2 separate regions of the Homo sapiens genome follow, and region 2 is linked to region 1. Evidence: chromatin loops called from intact Hi-C (ENCODE). Cell type or tissue: sigmoid colon. All regions are shown on one strand. Links, peaks and the distances in the headings refer to the core of each region. The heading gives the core; the rest is flanking DNA.

Region 1 (16,136 bases), core at 6,060-11,059:
TTTTGTGTTCTCAGGACATGTCACCTTCTTAGCACATGGGTATGTATCATCAACCAGGGAAGCTCACTTGAGCTTCAGTGCCCAGAGTTTTTTGGGGAGGGTAGGAGTTAGGTTCATGACCTAGGCATGATTGATTTAATCATTGGCCACCTAACTGAACTCAACCTCCAGCCCCTCTCCACCCCCTGGAAGTTGGGCTGATACCACGTGGCTCAAAGCCCAAGCCTTCTAATCACAGTCATCCCCATCCTGAAGCCATCTAGGGACCAACCATGAGTTGCCTCATTAGCATTAAGTCAGATATGGTTCCAGGAGCCCACCATGAATAACAGACACTCCTGTCACTCAGGAAATTCCAAGGGTTTAGAAGCTTCCTCCAGGAACTGAGAATAAAGACCAGCCAAATTCTTTATGATGTATCAGGCAGTTAGAAGTAAATCAAACAACAACAACAAAATACCTAGTCCCTCTTGACAAACTCTCCATATAAATACACTGGAATACTCTACAACTGTGAAAGTGAATTAGCTACAGGTGCACACATCAACTGTTGCATATATTTCAGTTTTGCAAACCAAATTCACTGGCAGCGCTGTGTGATTAATAGTGACGCAAACATCAGCACTCTTCTGTGGGCCCATCTGCTGAGAGTGGGCAGGACCCACCAACCAGGGTTGTGGAAAACTGTGAAGCAGGCAGACTTTATCTTCAGAGCCCATACCCACCTCCTGTGCCTCTTCCCCTCCTCAGAGCCGCACCTCCCTCCAAGTGTCTGGGACATTTGCATTCTCTTTGCTTCCTCAGCTCTTCAAAACCCTCTCGGGTGCATTGCTAAGTGTGAAGGAGAAAATCCCTGCAGATTCTCTAGGCGGGAGTTGGGGGTGGGGGACAGGGAATTTGCTTCTCTAGCTATTCCACTCAAAGTTGCAACTGTGGGTTTTGGCCCTTGGTAAAGGAATTTAAGAGAGTAAGGTGACAGAGGAGGAAATCAAACCTTTTCTGGTGGCCGAAATTCTCACCAGCTTGTTTAGGTGAAGGACAGAAACACCTTTCAAAACCACACCAGCTCCCCCTGCAGCCATGCCCTTCACGTGTTCCCTCCTCTAAGGAATACCAGGGACCTCTTTGCAAACTCTCCAGCCCTCGAGATGATTTTCCTCCGCCTATTAGAACATGGGCCCTACCATGGATTAGATTACTTCAAAGAAGGTTCCTAGAATATGTTTCTGCTTTCCAAGCTTAAATTCTAACAAGACACCCCCACCCCCACCCCCATCCTCCTTGGCCATTATCCTCTTCTTTTGCCCAGCTTACTCTGGTCAGGGCCAGATTTACCGTGGAGTCCATGAAACTTAACCCCAAGGCCTCTCCTTTGCACAACCCTGACCAAGGCCCTGGGAGGGACCCTAACCTTGTGTTCACATGGTCATGTGTTTTTGTAATATTCACAAAGCAAGTTATTTTGAGAGCAATCTGTTAGCAAATGGGCTATTGCCATTCAGACTTTCCCTCCTGCTGGATGCCGCTTGCTTGGCTGGGCATTTGGGGGAGCTGACTTAGGGGAGGTTGCAGTGGAGATGCTTTTAGTTTTAGTGGGCTATGTTTACGTGGTTTGCAGTTACTTCTGTATGTGCAGTTAGGTTACTGCCAGCATTGTGGTGTAGGAATAACTTCTAGAAATCCTGCTAAGGCCCACGGAATCAACTCATGAGGTCCTCATGCAAACACGGCCCACCCTACAACTCATAACATGTGACTGCAACTAGGACATCATCAACAACTTGGTTAATGAGTGTCGTTAATTCAAAGAGAATAGAAGTTGAGTCACCACATAAGAAAATTAGAAACGCCCCCCAAATCTTATAGGTCATGTACAAAAGAACACTAAATAGAATTATTTCCCAAATTTGATAATCCAGAAAACTTATAAGGTAAAAGAACTTATAAATATCAGCCATACAAGGCTGGGCATGGTGGCTCATGCCTGTAATCCCAACGCTTTGGGAGGCCAAGGCAGGTGGATCGAATCACTTGAGCTCAGGAGTTTGAGACCAGCCTGGGCAACATAGTGAAACCCTGTCTCTACTAAAAACAGAAAAAATTAGCTGGGCATGGTGGTACACACCTGTGTTCCCAGCTACCAGAAAGGCTGAGGTGGGAGGATCGCTTGAGCCCAGGAGGCGGAGGTTGCAGTGAGCTGAGATCACACCACTGCACTCCAGCCTGGGTGATGGAGAGAGATTCTGTCTCAAAAAAAAAAAAAAAAAAAAAATCAACCATTCTAAAGTATCAACCACACTAGAAGAAAGACTTAGTTATCTTTTTAACTACCTAACTTTCAAAGACTGAGTTATCTTTCAAGCTGGGCGTGGTGGTGCATGCCTGTAGTCCCAGCTACTCAGGAGCCTGAGGTCGGAGGATCACTTGAGCCCAGAAGTTTGAATCTAGCCTAGGCAACATAGCAAGACCCTGTCTCTTAAAAAAATAAAGAAGCATATTACAAAATTGTCACAGAAGAGAAGATCAGAGATTATGCAGCATGTTTACATTTGCTGCCAGCAGTTTGCCAAGCAGCTAATTAGTAAAAATGTTATTTTTATGAATGGTGTGGTGTTTGTAGTATTTGCCAGCTTTTTATAATTTTTAATTTGCTGCAGTTCCTTTTCTGATTAAACATAAATATTCATTTTCATATCTAATTTTGTGTTCATGATTTTGTATTTTTAAGAGGCTCCCCAAACCAAGATCCACCCTGGCCCCTTTTCTGTTTCCTTCTTCATACAGTGACTGCCCCATCTTCCTGCCCTCATCTGGTGTTGACTGTGCCCTGGTTTCATGATAGTCTTTGCAGTTGAACCAGCATACTTACTGCCCAGAGCTGGAGTGTATGCTCCCTGAAGACAGTCCCCTGATTCAGAGTACCACAAACAGGGCCGGACCTACTGGAAACACTTTATAAAGGCCTGTTAAAAGAGCATCTGAAATGAGACTGTAATTCTCTCGAACAGGTGACCCGGGAGCTGCCTCCCAGTATGTGGGCACTTCAAAAGTGGTGTATCTGCCTGCAACTTGCAGGTTTTCCCAGAATACAAGAGTTTCTGCAGAAAAGATGTGGTTCCCTGTGAATAGTGTGATCCAAAAAGACCTTTCCCAAAGTCAGGGTCAGACAGGGTTACTGAGCCAAGAGTTGGATTTGGACCCTAACAGAAGCAACTCTGGAGACCCCTCTCAAATTGATCTCAAGACCTTTCTGCTGCCCTCCTCCCCATGCTCACTCCCCTTCTCCATCCCCACTGCCTGTACTTCTTCCCTGCCTGGCCAGCCTGGGCAGTGGTCTCAGTGCTACTCATTCAGCAGGCACCTCCTTCCTCCAGTAACCTGCACTCTCCACCTTGCCCAGCCTCCCTTTCCTAACCAAAACATCCCTGCTTTTCCAAGGGGCCAGAGCCTCTGTGGAGTGAAAGTAGCTGGCATTTCTAATGGCTTTTATAACACGCAGCCACCTGCCTTCAGCATCTTCTGTCTGCAGGCACCAGGCACACCAAGAGGTCCCAGCACTCAGGGGCTCTCAGGATAAGTGGGGGAGGCAGTGCGCCTCCATTCACACAGAGCATTCAGCAGGCGCCATAATATTAGTCTTGCTAACAGAAGACAGTGGGCTTAACAGGTCAGTATGTTTCCTCTCCCAGGTATCGAGTTGATATGTTGACAGGGACCTTACCCAGCATTCCTCACAGCCTGTCCTGAGAAAGACTGGTCCCCATGATGCACTTAGAAAAAAGTGGATAAGTGGTCAAAGAGGTTTGACAAGCACTACATACTAAATCCCCATCTAGAAGATTCTGAGACTTTATAAATAAGCTTCACTGGTTGTTGCCAGCCTGTCCCAAGGGTGTTTGGGCACACATCCTATCTCCCCTGCTAGCTATTAACATCTTTGGAATATGAATTCATTTCAGGAAACACTACCTTACTATCTTAACTAAAAACAGCAAGTCTGTAGGTGAGACTCCTGCACCCAGACAGGCAGGTGGTCAAGTTCAGGAGGAGCAGGGCATCCCCAGTGTTCCACAGGGAGCTACTTCCTGCCTACATTTAGGCTGGACCACCAGGAGCCTCCTCCTTCCCCACACCTGCCCTTTCCAGGCAGACCTTGTGACAGAGAGACTTTTAAAACTTCAGGTAAGCTCTCTAGGGCCCATTCCATTCCCTCCCACGCCATCTGTATAATGAGTCTACCTGGAGACTCCAAAATCTGTCACGCCCTCCAGACCCATCTAAGTTCTACCTCATCCCGCATCAGTAGAAAAAAGAAAGGCCAGACACGGTGTCTTATGCCTGTAATCCTAGCACTTTGGGAGGCTGAGGCGGGTGCAATGCTTGAGCTCAGGAGTTCGAGACCAACTGGCCAACATGGTGAAACCCTGTCTCTACAGAAAACACAAAAATTAGCCAGGCGTGGTGGTGCATGCCTGTAGTCCCAACTACTTGGGAGGCAGGAGGATCACTTGAACCCAGAAGGTCAAGCCACTGCACTTTAGCCTGGGTGACAAAGTGAGACCCTGTCTCCAAAAAAAAAGCAAGACAATCATGTGTGTCTCTCTCTTATTTCTCCTAGTCTACTGATTGCATCACAAGCATTGTGGGTCACATTCCAGAGCCTTCTGAGAAGGGAGAAGTCAGGGAAGTTCCTTTTGTTCTTCTGAGCGTTCTCTGCAAGTCAAACTGGGGAGAGTTCCAGTCCTGTGGGGTGGGAGCAGCTGTGAAGAGGCTGGAATCGGAGGGAACTTTGGGGCCTGGAGGCCTAATGGAGGACTCTGTGATGTTGGACTATGTTGTGTCGTTACCCTCCCTGCCTCTGCATCCTCTTCTGTGGAGCAGGGACAATGACAGCAGCCATCCTGGGAGAGCATCATGATGACCAAATGGAAGGAAACAGAGGGTGAGGAGCACCCCAAGCACATGGTCAGCACCTGGCAGGTGGCTGTTATTATTACCCACTCCTCAAAAGTGCTTTTGGACTCACATTTTCTTTCTTTCTTTTTGAGGGTGGAGGTGTAGAGAGGTGAAATAAAGCTCTGAGTCTGACCTCCAGGTTGGTCCCAGGCAAGATTAGCAGCCTGAGGGGTCCGGCTTCCACACGGTAGCATGAATAGCATGTTCAATAGAAAACCGGACCCATACCCCACACGGCAGAGGGCTAGGCTTGAGCACAGACACTACCTTTGTCCTGAGATTTCTACATGGCAATGAAACTTCGAGCTAATTTTCTCCTGACTGGTGGTCAGTTCCTGAATTTCATGGGCATATCAATCATTCCTTTAGCTCAACGTTTTTACTCCATTCATTCACCCGATTGTAAGTGAGCGCCTATCTTGTACAGAGGTGCACTGCAGACAGAGGGAAAACAACTGGCTCTTGCCTTCAGGAGCCCTCGCTGCCTCCCCTGCTATAGAGTTAATGAAGTTAGATGAAGGGGTCCAGGAGGCTGTGTGAACACAAAGCCTTGCCAGCTAAGTCAGAGAGGAGGGTCCTGCAGTAATATCCCCAAATGTAAAATGAAAAATAAATACCTTCAACAGGGTTCTCAGGAGGTGAGCTGAGCTACTGCTGGCAAAATCCCTTGTACAGAGTGGATGTCAACAAATATTCCCTCCCCTCCCTAATGTGCTCTCAGTTATGTACCTGGATGTTAATAAGGGAGCTGAGAGAAAAGTTTGCTAGGAGGGCGGAGAAAGTTTCCACCCTCCTCGGGGGAAGAGGTCGGGGACAGAAAGGGGAGGCCTGGGGCTCAGAGACCAACGTCTCATGTCTTCTACCACATGGCCACGTGGCTCGCCCCTTGACTCACTCTGGTCTCTGCTCGAATGTCCCCTTACATGAGAGGCCTTTCTGGACCACCCACCCCATCACTCTCTATCTCCTTACCCTGCTTTATTTCCATTCCTTGCACTTATCTCCACTAGACATATCATCCATTTGTTTGTTCAGCTGTCTTTCCATCCAAAGTGTGCACCTCATGATTACAGGGACTTTGTTTTGCTCACTGCTGGGATCAGATCTCAGCTCTGCCAATTATTAGTTAATTTGATCTTGCTCAAGTTAGCCCCATCTCTCTACCTGTTTCACAGGGTCATTTTGATAATTAAATGCACTATTAATAAAGCAGTACTTGGCACGGTGCCTGGCACATCATAATTTCTCAATAAACGATAGCTATTATTATGATCAGTGATTTTTCAGTAAATTTTTACTTCCTGTGGTTCAGCCATCTGGGGAAAACCTCTGCGGCTACTCAAGGATTTATCTTATCCTGAGGGGAGGTAGAAATAGAAACCTGTACTCATCCAGGAACCATGAAAATACTACTTACCTTTCCAAAGCAGGTGAACTCAAGACCTCTAGAGATGCTGGTTCTCAAATACAGCTACACCTTGGAGTCACCTGGGGAGCTGTAAAAAAATCACTGATGCCTGGTTCCCACCCCCCCGCCTCCGCCCCCACAGATTCTGATGTGATTGGCACAGCAGGAGTCCTGAACGTCAGTTTTTTTTTTTTTTTAAGTTCCCTAGGTGCTTCCAGCCTGTAGCAGGTCTGAGAGCCCGTGCTCTAGAGTGCCACCAGATTTCCCCTTGAAAGCCAGCGTGACAGATGTCTATTTGTGGCTTGACAGTTAATGCATCTTACTAAAAGAAGCCATTTGCACAAGGACTGGCCTATTAAAAATTAATCACTTTGGCCTAGCAGGGCTTCTCACTTAAAGATTGCTGTCCATTGTCATGCAGCACCCCAGGATGCTAATGCCCCACAGAGGAGAACTTGTAGCCCCTCCAGCAGCAAAATCAGATAAGGAAACTGAGGCAGAAGCAGCCCAACCAAATCATCCCTCCACCCACCTCTCTACCCAGCCCAGCCACTGGTCCTGGTGAGGATGGTGGTAATGGAGCTGCCAGTCCTGGTACATCACTGAACAAACAGAACATGTTATCCTGTCTTTGAACTGTAATAGGATTCAGAGTTCTTGATTTGGACCCCATGAGGATAATGTCCAAAGCTTTTATCAGACGGTGAGCTCTAGCTGAATTAGAAGACAACCACATTTCACCGAAGTGCTTTTTAAAAAGAAGCCCAACTCCATTGCTCCCACTTTCCTGCTGTTTAAAAGTAAGGAGAAGTACATTACGCTAAATGAAATAAGCCAGATGCAAAAGGACAAAGCCTGTATGATTCTGCTTCTGTGAGGTCCCTAGAGCCATCAAACCCATACAGATAGAAAGGAGCATGGTGGTTGCCAGAGGCAGGGGGCAAGAACAATGGGGAGTCATTGTTTAAGGGGGACAGACTTTCAGTTTTGCAAGATGAAAAGAGTTCTTGGCTGGGTACAGTGGCTCATGCCTGTAATCCCAGCACTTTGGGAGGCTGAGGAGGCAGGTGGATCACTTGAGCTCAGGAGTTCAAGAGCAGCCTCGGCAAAATGGCAAAACCCCATCTCTACAAAAAATACAAAAATTAGCAAGGCATGGTGGCCCGCACCTGTAGTCCCAGTCACTCTGGGGGGTTAAAGCCCGAGGATCGCTTGCAAGTCTTACTGGGAGACTGCAGTGAGTCATGATCGTGCCACTGCACTCCAGCCTGGTGACAGAGTGAGCCTCTGTCTCAAAAAAAAAAAAAAAAAAAAAAAGTTCTGGAGATGGATGGTGGCGATGGTTGTACAGCATTGTGAATATACTTAATGCCACTGAACCGTATGCTTAACAGTTAAAATGGTGAACTTTATGGTATGTGTATTTTATTACAATTAAATTTTTTATGGCAATTTTATTATAATTTTTTTAAAGTCAAAGAAAGTGACCACACAGGGCCTGGAGTGTCCAACAAGGGCCTGCAGGCCTATGGGAATTTATATGAGCTTTTGGTTGATTTCCATGGAAACCTGGGAAGAGATGGTGAATTTCAGGATCTGTCCAGGATCCCCCAGAGGGTGGAGTGGAGAAGGGGCAGCCCTGAAAGGGGATCAGCAGATCAGCATTTAGGGCATCTTAGAAGTTTATGAAAATTCAGTGCAGCTGATTTAGCCAAACGATTTCTTCACCCATGTTTACTTTAGCTGCGTAATAGAACGTGCCAGATGATTTCCCAGTGATTGCGATGTGAGCCAGGCTTTGTGATGTGTTCCCTCCCTCAATTTGAGAGAGTCCCTGCTGCATGCTTTCCTGCAAATAAGTTTAATGGAATGAGTTTGCTATTTGGCTGTGGTATTATTCCTTTTTAAAAAAGGTTTCTCACGTGCCTCATATGTACATTGGCACAAATAAGAATTATGCCTTCAGAGGGAGATGACTACAGAAGAGAGGCTGTATATGTCTGCTTCAGCGGGACCTCTGGGAGGATGTTGTTCTTCTAAATGATCTTTTGATGAGTGTCTGTAACTCAAAGAATTAACCCCTATTATAGGTCAGTCTGCTGCTCGGTTTGAGAAATCTGCCTGGCCTGTAAGTAAAGCAAATCATAATTTCTTAGGGCAGGCCAGTATCATAAAGACCATCTAGGAACTTGCTGGTCCAAGTGTGGTCATCTGAACCGCAACATCAGCATCACCTTGTTTAGACTGAGAAATGGAATCTGCGCTTAACCAGTCGAGGTCCTCAAGGGATCTGAGAGCACCCCAAAGTTTGAGAAGCCAAGCTTTAGGGTCTCCACCAGGAAGACGGTTTTGGCACATCTCTCCACGAGACTGTCTGTTCTGTGCTTGGACCCTCTGCTTGTCTAGACAGCCCAGGCCCCCACAGAAAGCCCTGGCAGCCTTAGAAGTCTCTCTTATGTGCGAGGCAGTGGAGCCCTCTATTCAGGTCAAAGGAGCTACATCTGCACAGCCTGGGGTTGAATTCCAGCTGTGCCACTTATAGGCTGTGTGAGTATGGACAGGCTGCTTACACTCTCTGTGCCTCAGTTTCCTCCCTGTAAAATAACTATGATGAGAGTCCCTACCTCATGGGATTGCTGTGAGGATGAAATGAGTTAATCCATATAAAGCAGATAAAACTGTCTGAGGAGCTCAATAAATGTTAGCTGGTATTATCATGTTGCATAGATTTCTGTCTCACACATTGGCTCTCGGCTGTCCCCAGAGCCTCAGAGAACAAGCTTAGCTCCTCTTCTACATGACAGCCTTGCAAATGTCTACAGGCAGCTCTCACGCCCACCCCTTCCATGTCCTCCAGACTGAAATTGCCAGGTTCTCGTGTGACAGGCCTTTGATTTCCACTGCTCCTCCACCGGGAGGGCTCCTGGGAACCCAGTCCCCTGAAAGAATCACAGTCTCCCTGCCACAGCCTCACTTTTCCCCTAAGTTTTTCTTCTTCCAAGGAAGTGCAGTGCCAGGGGCCTTCCTGAGGCCTTCCTGAGTCCATTAATCCCCTGCTCTCCAGACTGCCCGGGGAATTGGGGGAAGCGTGATGGGGTGGAGAGGGAGCACAGAGCCTGCAGCCTCCTTGCTCCACCAGTGCCCACCTGCTAGTAAGACTTGCAAGGGCCCCACTAGGGGCGCAGGCCTGCCCAGGCTAATTAGAAAAGCAGAGACACACATGGCCCTTCTGCAACCTACGCTGAAACGCCTTCCGCACTAGGAGGGGGCATTCGCCTCCCCTGGGGAGCTCATTCAAGATGGAGATTGGAGGACTCCAAGTCGGCAGCTCTGAGTGGTCTGCACATTCACAAGCACATCTCTTGGAGTGCTTGTGAATTCACAAGCATGTCATTGGGGATGGGGGAAGGCCTGGCAGTATGAAAGTGATGAGTGCAGGAGCCAGACACCCCTGACCACTTCCCAGTTACAGCACCTTGAACCAGTCATTTTATTAGTCTGTGAAGGGCCTGCATCAAATTCATGTAAAATACTAACACAGTGCTGGGCACAGGGTAAGTCCCACAGAAATGTTGGCCATGATTACTTCCTGGTCCTTACATTTTTTCCATATTAACATTTCATCTCTCTAACCATGTGAAATGCTCTTTGAAGACAAGGGATGATCTGAATCATTTTCCCATCCTTCACACAGGGACAGACACCTTAGGCTCCCAGGACACATTGCAGAAACTTCTGGTTGGGAAGGCGAGGCTGTCAGAGTCTCTTATCATCCTAGCCTGGAAACAGGGGCAGCCCTAAACATTGCTTCAGCATGAAAGGAAAAGCAACCCTTCCCACCCTGTCCTCATCCCCCAGAGCTAAAGTTGACTGGGCTTTTATTCTTGGAGAATGTCATCTCATTTAAATTCACCATACCATACCAGGCCAGGCACGGTGGCTCATGACTGTAATCCCAGCACTTTGGAAGACTGAGGTGGGAGGATTGCTTGAGCTCAGGAGTTCGAAACCAGCCTGGGCAACGTGGCAAAACTCTGTCTCTACAAAAAATACAAAAATTAGCCAAGCGTGGTGGCGTGTGCCTGTAGTCTCAGCTACTTGGGAGGCTGAGGTGGGAGGATCGCTTGAATCCGGGAGGCGGAGGTTGCAGAGAGCCAAGATGGCACCACTGCACTCCAGCCTGGGCAACAGAGCGAGACCCTATCTCAAATAAATAAATAGGCCAGGCGCGGAGGCTCACGCCTGTAATCCCAGCACTTTGGGAGGCCGAGGTGGACAGATCATGAGGTCAGGAGATCGAGACCATCCTGGCTAACACAGTGAAATCCCATCTCTACTAAAAATACAAAAAAAAATTAGCCGGGCGTGGTGGCAGGCACCTGCAGTCCCGGCTACTCAGGAGGCTGAGGCAGGAGAATGGCGTGAACCCGGGAGGCGGAGCTTGCAGTGAGCAGAGATAGCGCCACTGCACGCCAGCCTGGGTGACAGAGTGAGACTCCGTCTCTAAATAAATAAATAAATAAATAAATAAATAAATAAATAAATAAATAAATTCATCATACCCCTAAGGGATTAGTAGGCACATTATCATTAAAGGGTGTAGTAGAAAGTTTATTGGATTGAGCCTTCTCCCCCAACCTTCCAACTCCCACACGCAAGAGATCAGGCAGTGGGGGCACAGCAAGGGCAGGCACAGGAGACTTGGCTCCAGATCAGAACTGGTGCCCACCCAGCACGGGCTTGCTGGAGCAGCTGGGAGTGCCCACCCTTCTGGAGTGACTTTGATCCAGGCTGTTCTGAATTCCCTGGCAGGCAGCTGGGATCGAGGGCTGCTTCCCTGCTCCCTCTGCAAAGAGAATGCTCAGAGCTTTAATTATACCTTCTCTCTATCCTTCAGGGGCCCCTAATTATGCTCCTCACAGGGCAGCTGCTGCTAGATTATTTCCCAAACACCTCTGAAGCTTTTAAAGTCAAAGCCTCCCATGGGCTCTGCGTGACTCTAAAGGGACAGCAAAATGGGTGGATGGGAGCAATAGCTGACGAAAGTCCCAAGGCCCCTTAAAAGGGTCTAGAAAGGAAACCATGTTCATCTGCCTCCCAGTGGGCACAAGGTGGCAGGAGGAAATAGACGATTAGGAAGGGGCCACTCCCATCTTGTTTCTTGTGCTCTGAGTGGTGGTCACAGAGAACTGTGGGAGTGTGCACTTCATGTCTTCTCAGAGCAGTGATGTTACAAAGCCTCACACAAGAGGCTGGCCCCAGCTGGCCTGCAACAGCCGCGTGCAGACGCACCCACTTGTGCGCCAAGTGTGCCTGCTGTCCTGCTCACTCCCTCCTTGGCCACCCTGTGCATGGGCATGCCCTGCCTGGGGAGACCAGGTCTGATCACAGAGACATGTTCCTCTCTACATCCAAAAGAAGCTGAAACTATCCTCACCCTGCAGGCTTGGGCAGAGGGCTATTTGGAGATTTTTTTTGAGCCAATATACTTATTGATTTATGAGCTCTTTTAATAAAATTGGGTCTCGACTTCTGGGTATTCTTTAAAGTTTTTTTTTTTTTTTTGTAGAAAATTATCCTGAATTTCACCCCATCCACTCGACTGCAACTCCTCTCTTGAATTCTGATCACCAGTACCATGTTGTGGGCCCCAGAGCCTCTCCCATTCGGACACCCAGGGCTCAGCTCAGCTGACAGCAGGGCCCTGGTCCACTGTGTCTGCCCCCAGACCTGGGAATGGAGCTTCCCATATATTCCCATCTCCCCTTCCTGGGGCTTCTCTTGCACCAGCTTGGCAGAAGACACTGCACCTTCCCAAATTCTTCTCAGCCTTGTGGCTTCTGAAACATATCAACAAATCCCCTTTAAGTGTCGGGCACAGTGGCTCATGCCTGTAATCCCAGCACTTCGAAAGGCCGAGGTAGGCAGACTGCGTGAGCTCAGGAGTTTGAGACTAGCTTGGGCAACATGACGAAACCCCATCTCTACAAAACATACAAAAATTAACTGGGTGTGTTGGTGTGCGCCTGTGGTCCCAGCTCCTTGGGAGGCTGAGGTGGGAGGGTCCCGTGAGCCTGGGAGGCAGAGGTTGTAGTGAGCCACTGTTGCGCCACTGCATGTCAGCCTGGGCGACAGAATGCGAGAACCTGTCTCAAAGAAAACAAAAACAAACAAAAAATCCACTTTATGTTTTTTTAAAGAGTGTGAAGAACAAGTAACCATAGGAAGATAGCTAGTAGTTAAAAATTCAGCAGGCTCTTGTTTTTCATTAAAAAAAAAAAAAGGAAGAGCTGGAAAGCAACTTTCTTAGCTCCTATCATGACCTGGTCTGTAATTCTGGCCCAAGGGCAGCCTTACCCATGTCAACATCTTTCTTTTACTTTCAGAGCAAGTGTTTCAGAAGAAAGCCCCCTGTCCCCACTGTTCTTTAACCCTAGACTCTGAGGAGAGGCAGATGTCAATTCCAGACCATTCTGTTTCATAAAAGACTGTGCATTTACATATCAGAGAAAACTCCCCTGAAGCTACCTCCCCTCTGGGTACTCTTGCTTTAGTCTTTTCCCTGACAATCTCACCCTCTGACTGAAAATAAAACCAGACTATTTTTTTAGAACCCACCCACCTAAAAATGAACTTCTACAGACAGTATTTGGCTTGTTCCTGTAACTTTTAGAATCGAACTTAAATTCCTAACAGCCTACTGTACACACACCATGGATGAGTCTCAGATGCATTGTGCTAAGTGAAGGAATTCAGACTCAAAAGGCTACATACTGTCATTCCATTTATACAGAAGGTAAAATTAGAGAGACAGAAAAGAGCAGTTGCTAGGGGCTGGGACTAGGGGTGACCAAAAGAGGGCATGAATAAATTGTTTGAGATGATGGAATTGTTACGTATCTTGATTGTGATGGTGGTGACATGACTATGCTTTTGTCAAAACTCACAGAACTGGTGAATTTTACCCTATGTAAATTATACTTCAATAAACTTGACTTTTAAAGCAATTAAACTCTTATAAAAATGACATTGGCCCATCCTTTGTTGGAACAAGATAAGGCATAAGTGGCTATCAACTTATATAAACTCCACACCCACCTTGGAAAGTGGAACCTGGACCACCTTGTAGTCAAGTGTATAAAAGAAGAGGATCAGTGGTCCCTGCAGAAGGTGCCTAAATTTGGGAGGAGGTTCAGACCATATGAGATGTTTCCTTTTCATTCATTCATTCAACAGTTCAGCAGTGTTTACTGAACACTTCTTAGGAGGCATGGGGCTGGGCTATGCGCAGTAGCTGCATAACAAGACACAGCTGCTGCCCATGAGGGGCGCACAGTCTAGTGGTCCTTGGAGGGGTGGGGATGCAGAGAAGTAAAGAAACAGCAACAAAACAAGGAAACTTCTGAGAGGAAGCTGGCCTGAGCGTGTCAGCCGGTAGCACCATGAGTACGGGGATATCCCTCATGGAATGTACACTGTCAAATGCACAAAGGACAGAAGAAGAGGGCACATTCTACAAATTTTAAGGAGTTCATTTTGGTGAGAGTATTGAGGCCAGCGTATGGGATGCTCTATGATTTCCAGCTGAAGGGTGTCTTCTGCTTTTCCTCCTTCCTTCTACCAGTTTGAGGCTCTACTCGGAGGAAATATGTGCCACAGAGGGGAGGAAACTGCTGTCCTTTCCAAAGGTTTTAGACATTTAATAAATCTTTGCTGAACAAATTAAGGGATTTCAGATTAATAGGTCAAAAGCTCCTGGGTCCTGGCCTTCTTAACTTTTCATCTGCTTTAACCTGAGACTGTGATACTTCTGCATCAGTAGAAAGGAAAGTGTGAATGCTAAACTGCGAAGTAAAAGACCATCCCTGGAATCTCCCATTGGATCTCCTTGGTCCTAACTGTCTCACCTTGACCCCCAATGGATCTATACATTTTTTTTCTTACATTAGAAAGACTGTTCTAGGGAATTCAAATGGACATTTCCCAGATGTCACTCTTGGCCCAGTTTTCTGAATTATGTAGAAAACAATTTCTAAATTCCCTGGGTATATTTTCCTAAATCATATATGGGTATATGTCCTCGCTATATACCATAAGGAGGGAGTCCATCTCAGACCACAAATCACTGAGCCATGGGCAAAATCAGCTAGAACATTTATCCCCCAGAAAGACACAGTCAGACTCCGAGAATCTCATGGACCAACGAAAGCTGTGTCCACTTTGTTGTTCAGGACTGCTTCCACATAGCATTTTCCTGCATCCATTATGAAGATGGTCTTATCTGTTCTCAGCAAGAGCCTGGTGCCTGGCTTTGTGGCAGCATTAATTCTGATCTTCAGTGTCAAAGCAACCAGCTTGAGTTCAAGCATATGGCTAATTCTGAGATTCATCCACTGGATACAGAAAACGCCAGAGTCTCATGGTTACTCTGTTGCTAGCAGTAATGAACTTGAGCAGGGCTCCTGTTTCTCCATCTTCTTACTAGACAAGGGCAGAGTTACATCAAGGTGGGGTGGGAAATCATTTCTTCTAAAATATTAATAACCTGAATTCCTTTCTATAAAGGAGAACCCTCGGATCTCGTAAGATTCTCTCACCAAAGCATTTCAACCCCACAAACCAGGCCCAGCCCCTCTAACCAGACGTCTGTTCACTCATGCTCCTTCAAGATCAATGGGAAAGGGGCAAGAATGAAAGGGACCCTGAAAGAGGTCTGTTTCATGGGAGGGGAAACTGGAAGAGGCGTGGGAGGAAGGGTATCCAAAAATGACTGATCAGTGGAACCAGAAATTTTGTCTTTCAGGGTTATCTGTCAGAAGGGTTGGTAACAAAGTGGTACCGTTCCCCACGACTGCTCCTTTCCCCCAATAACTACACCAAAGCCATCGACATGTGGGCCGCCGGCTGCATCCTGGCTGAGATGCTTACGGGGAGAATGCTCTTTGCTGGTGAGTTGCTAACTATGCCACCTTCCTTCTCATCTGGCGTCGTTCCATAGAAAGGGGAACTGAGTGCAAAACACTTACAATCACAAAACATGCTCATCTTTTGCTGAAATTACTTCTGTGGCTTTTATGACACTATTTGGAGGCACCTTATTATATTGTCAGGCAAAAATACTGGAGAGGCTAAAAAAATAGTAGCCTTTTGAGCACAGAAGTTTTTGCAATCAAGTAACTACTTTGCTATGACCTAAATGCTTGTGTTCCCCTAACATTCAAAGGTTGAAATCCTAACCCCCAAGGTGATGCTATTAGGAGGTGGAGCCTTTGGAAGGTGATTAGGTCATGAGGATGGAGCCCTCATGAATGGGATTAGTGCCCTTGTAAATGAGGCTGGAGGGAGCTTGTTTGCCACTTCCACTGTGTAAGGACACACTGAGATGGCATCATCTATGAAGTATGGGCCTCTCACCAGACACCAAATCTGCCAGCTCCTTAATATTGGATTTTCTAGCCTCTATAACTGTGAGAAATAAATGTTTGTTGTTTATATGCCACCTAGGCTATGGTACTTTGTTATGGCAGCCTGAATGGACTTAGACACACTTCTACTCAAACATCTTGAGACTGATGGCTGCAAACACACCCACCCTACATTTTTAGCCCCTTCCTCCTCCCTCCCTGCCACTGTTCCCTGTCCTTCGGCCACACCAAGTGACCCACTGTTTTCCTAATCTATCATCATTTTTTGTTCACTTTGGCACAAAGACCTCCTTCTCTGCTTAGAAAACTCCTAGTGAACCTTCAAAACCCAGCTTATGTCTTGTCCT
Region 2 (16,136 bases), core at 5,321-10,320, 50 kb after region 1:
GAAACAATGACAGCTGTTAAAGGAACCACTAGCCACTTACCTTGGTGCTGCTGTTGTTCCTAACCAGCCTTGGGGAGGAGAGGAGCAAGTGCAAACTATGAAGAGAAGTTAGGCAATTTTAATCAGGGCTTTGAAATGCAAACCCCAACACACTGAGCAGAGGGGGTAATGGTTGGAAATCATAGGAGGAGGTGTATTATTTTTGGATACATCATAAAGCTAAGAAGATATTGAAAAATACCCACTGAACTAGTGTCAAGGGGAGGGTCGGGGAGAGGGCCAAGTCTCAGGACAGGACAGAAAATGGCCTCTACTCTGCTGAGAGGGAAGTGAGAGCAGAACTGGAGACCCTGGGACTGTCTGCCTGCAAGGCAGATACCCAGAGGGTCCCTGGCCAGCACTCATGAAGTCCACAGTGGACTGAAGGGAAGCAGGGGCTTGGTCTTCAGGTTGGGGGACACAGAATGGGAAGCTCAGGGTGACACCTGGTTGGGGCCAAGGAAAGGAGAGTGGCCTCTGGGGAAGCAGACACAAGGCATGGAAGGCTGCTATGGTCTGAATGTTGACGTCCTATATATGGTGAAATTCTAACCCCCAAGGTGATGGTGTTAGAAATGAGGTCTATGGGAGACGACTACATCATGGAGGCAGAGCCCTCATAAATGAGATTAGTGCCCTTATTAGAGAGGCCTGAGAGAGACCCCTGGCTCCTTCCACCATGTGAGGACACACTGAGAAGGCACTGTTTATCAGCCAGAAAGCAAGCCCTCACCAGACACCAAATCTGCCTTGATCTTGGACTTCCCAGCAAGCTGCCCAGTCTATGGAATTTTGTTATAGCAGCCCAGATGGACTAAGACAAAGGTTTGGAGTACATGTGTGTAGTAGCAAGATCACCAGTCCAGGAGACGGGAGATCCAGGTCTTAGTATCTGAGGTCCAGTCCTTCATCTCTCTGAGCCTTTGCCTGCCCACACATGTCAGTGGGGAGTGGGAACCCTGCCTCATCTGCATCTCATGATTGAGCTGATCCATTGGGATGGCAGGTCTAGAAGTGCAACATATTACAAAGTCCTAATGCATGTGCAGTCTGCAGGATTACTTCAAAAGGAGGAGTTAAGGTTCACACACACCTGGATGGCTGGCTGAAACTTACCCACTATGACTACTAGTATGCTTTGAGCATCACCAGTCTGACAGGGGCAAAGTTCCAAGCCAATTCTTCACTTAGGGGGGACTCTGATGCCTTCCATCTGCCACTTCTTGGAAGCCATGAACCCCCAAATTGGATCAAATGCTGGGAGATGGAATTACCAGGAAGTGCAAGGACTAATAGGTTGGGGGAGGCAGGGAGAGGGGAAGGAGTTGAGGAGAATGCAGCCAGCAGCTGCTGCAAAGGCTGGAGGAGAGGATAATTAGATCAGGCTCCAGAGGAGCCAGCGGGAGGAGCAACCTGTCTTGTGTCTGCTGACCACGTGGTCCAGGCTGGAAGGGGCAGCGGCTGGTCCCCTCAGGCCGGCAACACAGACCAGACTTGCTTCTGAACCAAGTTAATCTCATCTCATCATTTCCCACCTGCCCAAATGGTCTACCCAGCTGAATTCTGAACTGCCAGCCTAATACGTAGGTTCTACATGATATAACTTGAGGACTAGAAAATGATCCCAAACATAAAAAACATCCCGCCCACCCACAAGGTGGGGAAGGAGTTTCCACTGTTAGGACTCTTTCCCCTGGGAGATGCTTGTCACCTGTCAAAAGGTGCCCTTGGAAACCAGAGAAGATGCCCCCAAGAATAATGGAGACAGAGCAAGGAATGCAGCTTACCCTGAGAGTAAAGGGGCAGGGAGGGAGACAATGGGGGAGGGAGGCAATGGGGGAGGATAAAAAAGGAAAAGCAGAAAAGGGGAGAAGGAGTGGGGACACCAAAGAGGTGGAGACTTATGTCTGGAACAGTGACATCATGCTCTCCACTTACCTCATCTGGCACAAGCTACCCAGGGGCTTGTTTTCCTATGAATTAGAATGTTACTCAATTTGATTTCTGTGTACTTACCCCCATGAGCTATTTGTCCTATTGAGTGTCTCTAACAGCACGCTCCCCACCAGCTTCCTCAATGACAATCCTGTTCCAGGAGCCAAGAAAATATATATATATATATATATATATATATCTGGACACATGCAGAATGCAAACACCAAGTGGGACAACTGGAGATTCTGGGACAGGGAAAGATACCGAACCCTTGGGGTTATGCACCTGCAGGGAGAAGTCTGTGCTAGCCACCTCTCACTTCAGCACTCTCCAGAAGCATGGGCTCACCTCTTCCCTGTACCATTAGTTCAGAAACATCCACTCTTGTCTCCAACACCCTGACATGCAGACTTGGTCCATGGAGCCAAACTTCCATCAGAATCAGGGAAGAAACTATAAGAGCAGGAACAGACTGAGTTAGGAGAAAAGGAGGCTGGATTTATAAAGATTGCATTCCGTGGCAGCCATGGTTTGAATCTGATCCTTGGGCCTCGTTGTTCCAGCTGACATGGACAATAAGAAATGAGGACATCTGGGCTGGGCGCAGTGGCTCACGCCTGTAATCCCAGCACTTTTAGAGGCCGAGGCGGCAGATCATTTGAGGTCAGGAGTTCGAGACCAGCCTGGCCAATGTGGTGAAACCCCGTCTCTACTAAAAATACAAAAATTAGCCGGGTGTGGTGGCGCACGCCTGTAATCCCAGCTACTTGGGAGGCTGAGGCAGGAGAATTGCTTGAACCTGGGAGCTGGAGGTTGCAATGAGCTGAGATCACACCACTGCACTCCAGCCTGGGAGACAGAGTGAGACTCTGTCTCAAAAAAAAAGAAATGAGGATATCTGGAGGCCAGGAGACAGCTGGCAATTCAGTAAGTGTCAGTCTGAAACTGTTACCGTCACTCTAAACTCAAGTCAGGCCACTCTATTCCTGTGCCATCGTTTTCTGGCCTACAAAACCAGGACAATTAAAAATCACTTCAGTTATTTCCTCAATGAACAAATATGGAGTGAGGGTCTACTGTCCCCCAGGGCCTGGCTGGGGAAACAGAGATAAATATCACAGCCATAGAGCAACTAAAGACAACTGCACCTTCTTTCCTGTTGAGGACTTCAGAGCCTGCACTGTGGGCAGCACTGTGACCTCAACACAGCCTCATGAGGGAGGCAGGTTCCAGAAGAGAACTCTGAGGGCAGGAGTTTCGGTGCTGTCTCTCTACAACTACACAGCTGGTCCATGGCTGGGCTGGGCTGCAACCCCAGGGTTGGAGGCCTTGGCTCAGAGGCTTGGGGGAAACCTATGGCAGGGAGTGGGGAAGGCAGGGAGAGCCTTTTCTGCTGCAGTGCTTCTGCTTTGTCTCTCTTCCCCTTCAAACTCCCTTTTTTCTTTCTCAGCTGATCAGAGCCTAAGGAGGCACCAATTGGCTAGTGGGACTCCAAGTGATGATGAAAACCCTGAACTCATGGATAAAGGGACAAAGGAAACTTGCTCCCTGGAACCAAGGACTTGTGATGGGGAGAGTGGCCCACTATTTCAGGACACTCCTGGTAACTCCTGTAGATGGTCCTCCCCTAACAGACAAAGACAGGCAAAGCCGCAATGGCTGCTTCCACCTCATGAGTGTTAGCACAAATTCATTCATTCATTCATTCATCTGTTTATTGAGCCCTGCTATGTCAGGCACCCTGGGGGTATAGTGACGGAGAAAGCAAATAAGGTTCCTACCTGCAAGAAGCTTATGGTCTAGTGCAGTGCACCCCAACTTTTTTCACCTTGAGGTACACCTAGAAAATGATTAAATGTGTATCAACTATCAGAGTGACTGATGAGATCACTCTGGCTGGTGGGGACCAGCCCAGATCCTCCAGCTGACCCAGGACCCCACAACCCCTCCAGTCCCAAGGGCTGAGAGGATCAATATCATAGTAAGCCATGCACCCTGGCTAAGGACCTCCAGCTACATGGTTATAGGTGGGTTTCTGATTTGTAGCTACCGGGGCAGTCAAGATTAATGGAAAACAAGGGTACTATAACCTGGGAGTGTTAGACCTCAGAAGAATGAAACCATGGTAGTTTCAAACCATGGCTGCAAATTCTTAACATCCCTCCCATGAAGAGATGGTGTCCATATCCCCACCCCTCCCATGAAGAGATGGTGTCCAAGTCCCCTCTGCTAAGTGGGCTTGTGACTGCTTTGACCAATAGAGTACAGCAGAAGTGTGATGCTGTGTGATTTCCAAGGCTGGGTCATAAAAAAACAGGCAGTTTCCACTTTGCTGACTGGAACCTGTGCTTTTGGAGAACTGAGCCTCCACGTAAGAGGTTCCACTGTCCTAAGATACCATCACGGAGAGACTATGCATACATGCTCTGGTTGACAATTCCAGCTAAGCCCACCCTTCAGACCCACACCAGATATGTAGGCGAAGAAGCTGCCTATGACTCCAGCCCTTTTTGTTCAAGTTTTCCCAGACATCATGGAGCAGACAAAGCCATTTCCACAAAACCCTATCTGAACTCCTGACCCACAGAATCCATGGCATAATAACATGGCTATTGTTTTATACCACTGGGCATTGGGACAGTTGTGCAGCAGTAGAAGCACCAGGACAAAATCAAAGCCCCAACTAAGGATGCTGGGCTGACCCCAGTTCACAAGGATGACCCTCCACTGCATGTTACCACAAGAGGTGAGGGTAGTGGGAGAAAAAAGACAGCTCACAGGAAAGCAGCTTCCTCAACCTCAGTCTTCCTGGCAGTGGCAAAGTTAGCATACCCTCAGCAGGTCAATCTTCTAGTGGTCTACAGTCTGCTCCTGCAGCCTTTGCATGGACTTTGTAAGCACCCAACTCCCTGTATTAAATCCTTCTCTGCTGACAAGAACCAGAGTAGCTTCTCATACCTGCAACTGAACCTACCTAATGCAGAGCCCAAATACCCTGCTCACACTCCCAGAGCCAACTTGGTTTCTCTCCATTTCAGAGATTGGCTCTTAGCCTTTTCACTGATTATCTGTGAAATTTACCAGAATCCTTCTAGTAAGTTTCCTTTGCTTTGCCAAAATTGATTTCTGTTGTTTGCAACCAAAGAACTCCAATTGATACAAAATTTAAGCTGCTAATTAAGTGAATATCTTATCTAGTAGTCTCCCCTTATTCACAGTTTCACTTTTGGCGGTTTCAGTTATCCAGGATCAACCATGGTCTGAAAACATTAAATGGGAAACTTCAGAAATAAACAATTCATAAGTTTCAAAAGACTTTCCTTATAGTATATTATAATTGTTCTATTTTATTATTAGTTATGGTTGTTAATCTCTTACAGTGCCTAATTAATATATTAAACCTTATCATCCATATATATGTGTGTAGAAAAAACATAGAATATATAGGGTTCAGTATTATCCAAGGTTTCAGGCTCCCATGAAACATCTTGGAACGTATCTGCCTTGGATAAGGGGGGGACTACTGTATTTAACCCCCTTTTTAAGAACCCACTTTTCAGATGAACAGTGTAGAAAAGAATAATTTTCACATGATTTGAAGATACAACCGTAAATGTTTTTAGTCTTTAGAGATAGCTTTTTTTGTGCATGAAAAATAATCTTCAGAATTTACTTTGGTATTTAAAGCCAATTATTACAGAAACAAATTCAAAGGCTTAGTTTTCCCTATGTTTTTAAGTTCAATTTAGACATAGTATTCAATTTATAAATCTTTCAAATTTCACAATAATTTTAAGAAGATTTGTATAACTTAATTCCTTGGAATATTTTATCTGTATTTATAAACCCAACATAATAAATTCCCTTTTTAAAATAATTCAGTTGTCTAGCTAACCAACTTTTCCAAGTACTAAAGTGATTCTTACAAATCTCCTAAATCAAGTTTATAAATACAATGATGAAGTTCTTTTAAATGTGCCTATGCTATTTATAGACTAAGATTCTCTTGCAGTTTTCAGCTTAGAATTTAAATTGATTGCTCGGGACTGTAATTAGCCAAATTCTCCAAATACTTTTGGACACCTGATACAGTTTGGCTGTGTCCCCACCCAAATCTCATCTTGAATTCCCACATGTTGTGGGAGGGACCCAGTGGGAGGTAATTAAATCATGGGGACAAGTCTTTCTTGTGCTGTTCTCATTATAGTGAATAAGATGCATGAGATCTGATGGTTTTAAAAAGAGGAGTTTCCCTGCACAAGCTCATCCTTTCTTTGCCTGCCACCATCCACATAAGATGTGATTTGCTCCTCCTTGCCTTCTGCCATGACTCTGAGGCTTCCCCAGCCACGTGGAACTGTAAGTCCATTAAACCTCTTTCTGTAAATTACCTAGTCTCAGGTATGTCTTTAACAGCAGCATGAAAATGGACTAATAACACCACTTGGGTCCTACCTCACACCCTCACAGCCTACCTTTTGCTTTAATCACTCCTGTAGTAACCACAGGTGAGGCCAGACAGCACCTCTCAGCTTCAGTCTCTTGCTTTGTACCTGTGTAATTCTCAGACATTCAGACGCTATGGCAAAGGGCTCCTTGGGAACTGCTCTACATTCATAAACACACACACACACACACACACACACACACACACACACACAGAGCGAGCGAGAGAGAGAGAGAGAGAGAGAGAGAGAGAGAGAAGGGAGGGAGAGGGAGAGGGGGAGAGAGAGAGAGAGAGAGAGACTGACCCCAGAAGTGTACGGGATATCCAGTGAGAGAATGAAGCCAGTGGATAAAGGATCTCCTCTACCATTTTTCCGGCAGACAAACCTGAGGCTTATTCCACATGGTTCCTCAGAAGTGCCCAGAAGGATGGAGCATCAGTTGCCCGTAGCAATGACCAAGTCAATTATGCACCCAGTTTTATTGTTTTACTCCTGTTCCCTATATCCCTTATCAGATAAACTACCTGCCCCTGAGCTTCCTCTCAGCTCTGCTTTCCAAGGTGAATGCTGGCTAAGACAAATGCTAATGCACACAAATTATTCCCAGATTTTACACAATAGTCATACTAGGGGTTTGATTTGCTTCATAATCTCTGTTCTCAGTTCTAAATCTCCCCAGGGTTAAAAGATTCACCAGAGCTGCCATAACAAAGTACCACACCTGGGTGGCTTAAAACAAGTGAAACGTATTATCTCAGAGTTCTAGGGGCTGAAAGTCTTAAATCAAGGTGTCAGCAGAGCCACGCTCCCTTGAGACTCTGGGTAGAATGCTTCCTTGCCCCGCCCTGGCTCTGGTGGTGGCCCACAATCCTTAGCGTCCCTTGGCTTGCAGCTGCATCACTCCAGTCTCTGCCTCCATCTTCACATGGCTTTCTCCCTGTGTGCGTCTTCACATCAACTTCCTTCTGTGTATGCTGGCATCCAGATTTCCCATTTTTATAAGGATACACAAGTACTGGATCGGGGCCCACCCGAATGACTTCATCTTAACTTGGTTCTCTGCAAGACTTTATTTCCAAATAAGGCTACATTCTGCAGTACTGGGGATGAGGACATCAGTGTATCTCTTTTCAGGGGGACACATAACGCCACAGTGCCCACTAAGGAAACAATTAAGTAATTCTAAGCAATTAGAGGGATTTCAAGCAAATTTTCAGGTTTTCTGTCAGCTGGGCCATTTTGCAAATTGGCTAGAGATTTTGACAGGATTTGAGATCAGAAACTGTGAAAGGCCAGACACCATGGCTCACACCTACAATCCCAGTATCTTGGGAGGCTGAAGAGGGAGGATAGGATTACTTGAGCCCAAGAGTTGGAGACCAGCCTGGGTAAGATGGTAAGAGCCTGTCTCTACAAAATAAAATAAATAAATAAAACTAGCTGGGCGCAGTAGCATGCCCTTGTAGTCTCAGCTACTCAGGAGGCTGAGGTGGAAGGATTTCTTGAGCACAGGAGATCAAGGAGTGCAGTGAGCTATGATTGTGCCACTGCACTTCAGCCTCGGGAACAAAGCAAGACTCCATCTCTTAAAAAAAAAAAAAGTTGAAAGAAGGAAAAGAAAAGAAAAACTGTAACCGAGCCATCTTCCACAGTTACCACACCAATGGGAATCTAAGTTCATGCCTTCCAATGGAATTGTGGAAACAGAGATTACAAACTATAAAATCATGAATTAGCTTTGGCTAGAAAATGTGGAGGAAAGCAGAGTTTCCAAGGCCCGGTTAGCAACTGCCCAGGAACAACCCTAAAAACATGAGAGACTGTTGATACAGGTGCTTTGAAAAAATAAGTCCTGATGTAGCCATTAAATCTTATTAGGTAGAAAAGGAAAATAAAGTGCATATTTACACAACTGTGAACAAAAAACGTAAGCTAATTCTATCACCAGTCTGTATCTTGTCCTCAGAGTTGAAATCTCGTCTAGTTTGCTAGAAAGTCCAATGATCTGTGCTGTAATATTGAAAGTTTTATTTTTGTAGTTCCAAAGATTTTGGCTTATAATCTTAAGACTAATGTGTTTGTTTTATGTAAATACATTACAGAGGATGTTTATTGTAGAAAACAGCATTTGTTCACTTGAAGTTCTAAGCTACATTTGTCATAGGAAGTTGATTTTTCCCAACAATCTTGGTGACAAATTAATTCACTGTGACATCACTTGTCTGGCTCAAATTAACTCCTATAAAATGAACAAACTAGCTTTCTTAACATTAGGAACATAGATAAAGGAACATTTCTTCTTGCAACATGCATTTATAAGTAAAGTAGTGCTAACAGATGAAGCTTAAGTACATTTGAGAGATGATCCTGAATTAAGATCATTTGATAGATGATGAAGTTGCTTGAATTCAAGTTACATATTACCTCATTCTTAAGTCTAATGATTCTGTATCTAACCCAAAACCAGGATGGCAGACATTTGATGGGATTTGACTATCTATTTACTTGATGCTACTATGAATTCATTTCATGTACTCCCTACAATCTATGAATCCATTTAAATCCATCAAAATGACATTTGCTTGGATTCTGCAGCTCTTCCTGGCTTTGTCTGGCTTAAAAGTCAGAACTTCCAAGGTCTTATGCATGACAGGAGAGAGGTCAGCTTCATAAAGGCATATGGGTTGGACAACCACTTTCACTGTTGCCATAAGAAATTTCCAGGTGAAAAATAAGGAATGAACAGAGAAGGCTGATCCTTCTAATGCATAGTTAAAACCCTTTAAAGAAAATCAGTGGATCTTTGGCAAACATTATACATTCTAGCCTTTTTCATGTTAAGCGGAAAACATAAATTATATCCAAATAAGTGATAATAAATGTATCTGAAAGCTCCATGCTTCCAGAACACTTTGCACCAAAGGCTCCTCTCTGAGGTCTTGGGAAGCAATGAGGCAAAGAAGCTGCATGTTAGATTCCGACTGAGTGGTGCAAATGACTGCTAAATTAGTGTGAATTATCTGGGCTGTTCCATGTGGCCATCCAACCAAAGTACTGCCTGTACTGCAGAACTGCCAGAGAAGGCCTCCTGGCCTCTATTTTATTCTTCAACAACAAAATACAAAGTACCTCTTAGTTTCTGACATGAATCAAAACTAGTCAAAAGATCAAGCACGGGGGCCAGGCACAGTGGCTCATGCCTGTAATCCCAGCACTTTAGGAGGCCACGGTGGGCTGATCACTTGGGCTCAGGAGTTCAAGACCAGCCTGGAAAACATGGTGAGAGCCCATCTCTACAAAAAATACAAAAATCATCCAGGTGTGGTGGCACACAACTGTAGTCCCAACTACTTGGGAGGTTGAGATGGCAGAATCGCTTGAGCCCAGGAGGCAGAGGTTGCAGTGAGCCAAGATGGCACCACTGCGCTCTAGTGTGGGTGACAGGGTGAGACCCTGTCTTAAAAAAAAAAAAAAAATCAAGCAGGGACAAAAAGTGGGCACTTGCAAGACACAGGAAAACCGCAAAGAAATGCTAGGGCTAGACGGAGGAGGGGGGAACTGAGCTATAAACTGGTCAATGAAGATGAATAATCTATCTTGATTTCTTTGAAACAAGGCAGGGTCTGAACGAACAAATGGATACAGATGAAAGCACAGGGAGGTGAAGGGGAGCTGTTGCTTCTCCCTGGGGTCTTTCTGTTCCCCTCAGCTCAGTCATTTGCCTCATCTTTTCCCATCCTGCCTTGCCAGTGCATGCAGCCCACAGCCCCTCCCTGCAAGGGCTATCTGGAGGCAAAGAGGGTGGATTGGGAGTTCTCTGTGGCTTGGGAGTGGGAACCATATTCTTGGGTCTGGCACAGACTATCTACCAATCTAGTTGGTTCTGGAAGCTTCTCAGAGCACCTAGGCTTCATCTCCTGAACCAACCAGAGGTCCTCCAGGACTTTCAAGTCAGGTAGCACTCAACTTACCTCCCAATAGGGGAGTACAGCTCTCAGGCTACCCAAGGTACCCTACTCCCAACCCTTCCCACTTCTGGTGGCAGCTCTGGACCCAACAGAACTGCCCCCTCCCTATCACATCCTAATTCTGCTTCTTCTGGCACATCTAAAATTTCCTTCTGCTCTCTCTTGGATCTGCTACTGATAGCCAGACATGGGCTCAAGGCTGCTATGATCTGAATGTTTTATCCCCTCTAACTCATATGTTGAAATCTAATCCCCAAGGGGATATTAAAAGGATCAGCCTTTGGGAGGTGATTATGTCATGAGAGCTCTGTCCTCATGAGTGGGATTAATGCCCTGAATAAAAGAAGTCCGAGGGAGGGGTATGTGTGTGTGTGTGTTTACCCCTTCTACCATGTCTACCATGTGAGGACACAGCAGAAGGTGCCATCTATGAAGAACAAGACCCTCAAAAGACACTGAATCTGCTTGCACCTTGATCTTGGACTTCTTAGACTCCAGAACTCTAAGCAATCAATTCCTGTTGTTTATAAATTACTCAGTCTAAGGTATTTTGTTAGAGAAGCCTAAATGAACTTAGAGAAAGGCTAACACATTATCTACTTTCAGGACTCATTCAAGTTACTTGCTAGACGTTGTAGGAGTTACAATCTTTCACGCATTCTTTTTTTTTTTTTTTTTTAATGGAGTCTCGCTCTGTCGCCCAGGCTAGAGTACAATGGCATGATCTTGGCTCACTGCAACCTCCATCTCCCGGGTTTAAGCAATTCTCCTGCCTCAGCCACCCCAGTAGCTGGGACTACAGGCACATACCACCACTCCCGGCTAATTTTTGTAATTTTAATAGAGATGGGGTTTAACCATGTTGGCCAGGCTGGTCTCAAACTCCCGACCTCAAGTGATCTGCCCGCCTTGGCCTCCCAAAGCACTGGGATTATAGGTGTCAGCCACTGCACCCGACCTTTTCATGCATTCTTTACAAGAGTTTCACTGTCACAGCCACTGTTCTGCTATCTAGGTTAACTCACACATCCCTGTGACCCACAAATGTCAGAATAGGGCACTATTAAATGACATTAAGTTCACCTCTCAGTTTCAGTTCTGCCCAACAAATGTAATCCCTAAGGAATCTCATTCTGTTCAAGGGACATCTCAACTTTCTGAAATAGGAGAATAGGTTTCCATCCCCTTCACCTTGGGAAATACTATAAAAAGTCATATCCCTGTGAATCACAACTTAACCACACACTCAGGCAGGAGTGTGAAGGAGGTCTTCCTGTCTTTTTCGTATCTGAGCCCCTGGATCCCTTCTTGTGACCGGCACTTAGTGAATGGGAAAATAACCGTAACAGCAACACCACCACTAACCACTATTCAACCTCTAGGACAACTATGAAGGGGGTAGATGTGCACAAGGGAGCCTAGGTGACAACGATGGGCCACTTGACTAACACAGTCACAGCATCCTATAATAAAAATCACTATAAATTCACAGAATTACAAGTAATAATAATTATAGCTAGCATATACTGTCCATCTACTAATACTGCTCTAGTGATTACTCTTGGTTTAACAACTTTAGACATCATCTACTGACTTCTTATCACAGACATAAAAATTGAGGTCTTATCCCACATCCCTTTCTGCTCCTTACATCCTAATGAAGTTATGACTTTGAATTAAGTTTATATTTAGAATCTGGGCCGGGCGTGGTGGCTCACACCTGTAATCCCAGCACTTTGGGAGGCCAAGAAAGATGGATCACCTGAGGTCAGGAGCTCAAGGGCAGCCTGGTCAACATGGCGAAACCCTGTCTCTACTAAAAATACAAAAATTAGCCGCATGTGGTGGCACATGCCTGTAGTCCCAGCTACTCGGAAGGATGAGGCAGGAGAATCACTTGAATCTGGGAGGCAGAGGTTGCTGTGAGCCAAGATCATGCCACTGCACTCTAGCCTGGGCCACAGAGTGAGACTCCATTAAAAAAAAAAAAAAAAAAAAAAAGACAACACATTAGAATCTATTACTCTATGTTTATTATTGAGCTAAGTAATGTTCTCTGATTACATTTCCTTTCTTATAGTTTGTTTTTCCTGGAGTTAATAATTGTCTTTTTTTATTCCAATCATTTTCTTAAACTTATGGTTTTAAGACTTCCCACAACCTCCAACAGCTCTGTAAAATATCTTTCAATCAAAACTTACATACTGTCAACCTGTCAAGTCTTCTGTCAGTTCCATTTTCCCCTTGAGTTTCCCCCACAGAGCTCCCTATTCTCTGGTCCACTCAGAACCAACTTTCCTGACTCCCTAGACCTACTTTACTCTTGTCACTCACACCTTCACCCTTCTTCTCTCTCTGGAGCTAGATCCCAGGTTTACTGGATCACATCTGCTTTGTTGTACTTGCTAATTTTGATGAACTATCCTCCAAGAGCCTCCTGAGAGAGTGTGTGGAGGTATATCAGGATAGAATGGTTTATGCTTCAGTAGCACACAACCTCAAGAATTTAGCAACTTTAATACTAAAGGTTTATTTCTCACTCCATGACATAATCACTGGGGATTACCAGCTGGAAGCAATGTTCCACATCTCCTCACTACAGAATCTAAGCTACCCAAAGAGTCATTATCACAAGCATTGTAGCTCACTGAGACAGACTAAAGGAAACAGCATAGTGAAGCTTCCACCTGGAGGTATCCCACATCATTTCTGCTTATATTTGATATGGCCACACCAAATCAAAGAGGAAAAAGGAGAATGGAAAATACTTGTTGAATAGCACTAATGACTATTGCAGGAGATTAATTTTTAAAAATATTTTTCATGGCCAGGCACAGTGGCTCATGCCTGTAATCCCAGCACTTTGGGAGACAGACGTGGGCAGACCACTTGAGGTCAGGAGTTCGAGACCAGCCTGGCCAACATGGTGAAACCCCATCTCTACTAAAAATAGAAAAATAAGCCAGGCATGGTGACACACGCCTGTAATCCCAGCTACTTGGGAGGCTGAGGCACAAGAATCGCTTGAACCCAGGAAGTGGAGGTTGCAGTGAGCTGAGATTGCACCACTGGGTGACAGAGCGAGATTCCGTCTCAAAAAAAAAAAATGTCATATCTAAAATGTCTTGATTGTGTTTCATACTCAATTAATAATGTGTGGGAATAGAATTCAAGATAAGAGACAATTTTCTCCCAGAATTTTGAAAAGAAAGTGTCCCATGTCCCTTAGCTTCCAATGTTGCTGTTGGGAAGCCTCATCATGCCAGGCTCTTTCCTGAGGCTTTGTATCTGACCTCTTCTGCCTGTTGTTGTTGTTCCCATATTTTTTCTCTTTCTCTCTCTGATAGATTTTAGGATTACATTTTTATTTCTGCTGTTATGAAATTTCACAATGACATGCCTTGATATGGATTTTTTTCCCATTTATTGTGCTAGGTATTTTTAATCTGACACTTATGTACTTCCTTTCTGGTCAATATTCATGTACTAGTTGATAAGTTCCTCCTTAGTGTTTTCTCTTTTGTCTCTCTCTAGAGTGGCGATTAGATGTCAGGCTCCTGGAATAGTAATTTGTTTTATCTCTACTTTCCTATTGTTCTTTTTGGGGTTATTCCTTCTAGGACATTTTTCAAGCACTTTACATATGCATATAGTTTAATTTTTATTTCCATGAGCTTTTCCTTAACTGATTCTTCCTACCATGTTGCATTCCACACCCCTCTCTTTTCATTCTGGCTCCTCACCCTCTGCTGTGTCTTGGTATATGACCCTAAGACAATGTCATGGCTCTCTATAGTGTCCCTAGGGATTTGGGTACCTGGATGTTGGTTAAACTCCCCATTCAACCCTGCCCCAGCCCCAGCTTTTCCTGGTTAGGATGAAGTTCCAGCCTAACTTCTCACGTCTCCTATTTTTCAACCTTTTAAGTTGTTCCACATTCAAGAAAATTGGAGTCAGAGGCACACTCAGCCAAAATTCACAATCACTGTTAAGGAGAACAGACAGAGGCAAAACAAAAAACAAAAACAAACCAAAGAAAAAAAAACTCCTAATTCTTTAAAATGCACATTTCTTTTTTATTGCCTGTCTTGAAAAAATTTAATGTTCCTGACTGTAAATTGAATCATACAAGTATTTATTTAATATCCAGCCCAGTTTTGTGTACTGAGGATACAGCAATAAAAAAAATACACAAAGTCCCTGCTCTTCATTCTAATGAGGAGAGACAGATAATAAGCAAAATGTAATGTGCAGGAGGTGACAAATATTAGACAAAAATAAAGAAGACTGTCGGGCCAGCAGTGCTGGCAACTGGAAATGGGAAATGCTGCATTTTTTAAGACAGTCTTTCTGATCCCTTCTCTGCTTAATTGTCAGCTGTATGTTGAGTCCCTCCCTACATTAGTTTGTTCTCACACTGATACAAAGAACTACTTTAGATTGGGTAATTTATGAAGAAAATAGGTTTAATTGACTCACAGTTCCACAGCTGTACAGGAACCATGGTTGGGAGGCCTCAGGAAACTTATGATCATGGCACAAGGCACATCTTCATATGGCAGCAGGAGAGACAGAAAGCAAAGAGGTAAGTGCCATGCACTTTTAAACCATCAGATCTTGTAAGAACTCACTCACTATCATGGGAACAGCAAGGGGGAAATCTGCCCCCATGATCCAATCACCTCCCACCAGGTCTCTCCCCCAACACTGGGAATAACAATTCACCATGAGGTTTGGGTAGGGACACAGAGCCAAGTCATGTCATTCCACACCAGCCCCTCCCAAATCTCATGTCCTTCTCACATTTCAAAACACAATCATGTCTTCCCAATAGTCCCCCAAAGTGTTAACTTAATCCAGCATTAACTCAAATGTCTGGGTCTGAAGTCTCATCTGAGACATGGCTCAAGTTCCTTTCACCTATGACCGTGTAAAATAAAAAAAAAAGTTAGTTACTTCCAAGATACAACAGAGATACAGGCATCAGGTAAATGCTCCCATTCCAAGTGGGAGAAATTGGCCAAAACAAAGGGACTACAGGTCCCATGAAAGTCCGAAACCCAGCAGGGCAGTCATTAAATCTTAAAGCTACAAAATGATCTCACCTTTATTCCAGTTCCCAACAAGTTCCACATCTCCATCTGAGACCACCTCAACCTGGACTTCATTGTCCATATCACTATCAGTATTTTCAGCAAAGCTGTTCAACAGGTCTCTAGGAAGTTCTGAATTTTCCCACCACTTTCTGTCTTCTTCTGAGCCCTCCAAACTGTTCCAACCTCTGTCCATTACCCAATTCCAAAGCTTCTTCTACATTTCAAAGTATCTTTATAGCAATGCCCCCACTTCTTTGGTACCAATTTTCTGTATTAGTTCACTCTAACACTACTATAAGGAACTACCTAAGACTGGGTAACTTATAAAAAAAAGAGTTTGAATTGACTCACAGTTCCACAGGCTATCCAGGAAGCACGGTTGGGAGGCCTCAGGAAACTCACAGTCATGGTGGAAGGGTGAAGGGGAAGCAAGCACATCTTCACATGGCAGCAGGAGAGAGAGTGTGTGAAGGAGAAAGTCCCACACACTTTTAAACCATCAGATCTTGTGAGATCTCACTATCACAAGAACAACAAGGGAGAAATCATCCCCCACAATCCAATCGCCCCACCCCCACCAGGTACCTCCCCCAACACTGGGAATTACAATTCAACATGAGATTTCGGTGGGAACACAGAGCCAAATCATA

The links. Peaks named below come from ENCODE experiments on the same cell type or tissue, not always from the same donor. Only the 100,000 strongest peaks of a DNase experiment are listed, where the experiment ranks them.
Region 2: it touches region 1 in a loop (2.5-fold over the local background); 1 of 110 quality-filtered maps calls a loop at or near these places.

The regions. Positions count from the first base shown.
Region 1 is chr18:50,699,912-50,716,047 of GRCh38, forward strand. MAPK4 (mitogen-activated protein kinase 4) reads left to right here. Exons shown (of 6, transcript NM_002747.4): 3 at 15,168-15,312. It overlaps LOC124904302 (a long non-coding RNA gene), which reads left to right and starts at 4,532. Exons shown (of 2, transcript XR_007066369.1): 1 at 4,532-4,942; 2 at 5,049-6,228. In sigmoid colon, for the core only: no CTCF peak of the experiment used is centred there; a DNase peak (open chromatin) is centred at 8,151.
Region 2 is chr18:50,750,239-50,766,374 of GRCh38, forward strand. It overlaps LOC105372116 (a long non-coding RNA gene), which reads right to left and starts at 2,423. Exons shown (of 4, transcript XR_935467.1): 1 at 2,260-2,423; 2 at 2,056-2,125; 3 at 41-95. In sigmoid colon, for the core only: no CTCF peak of the experiment used is centred there; a DNase peak (open chromatin) is centred at 7,313.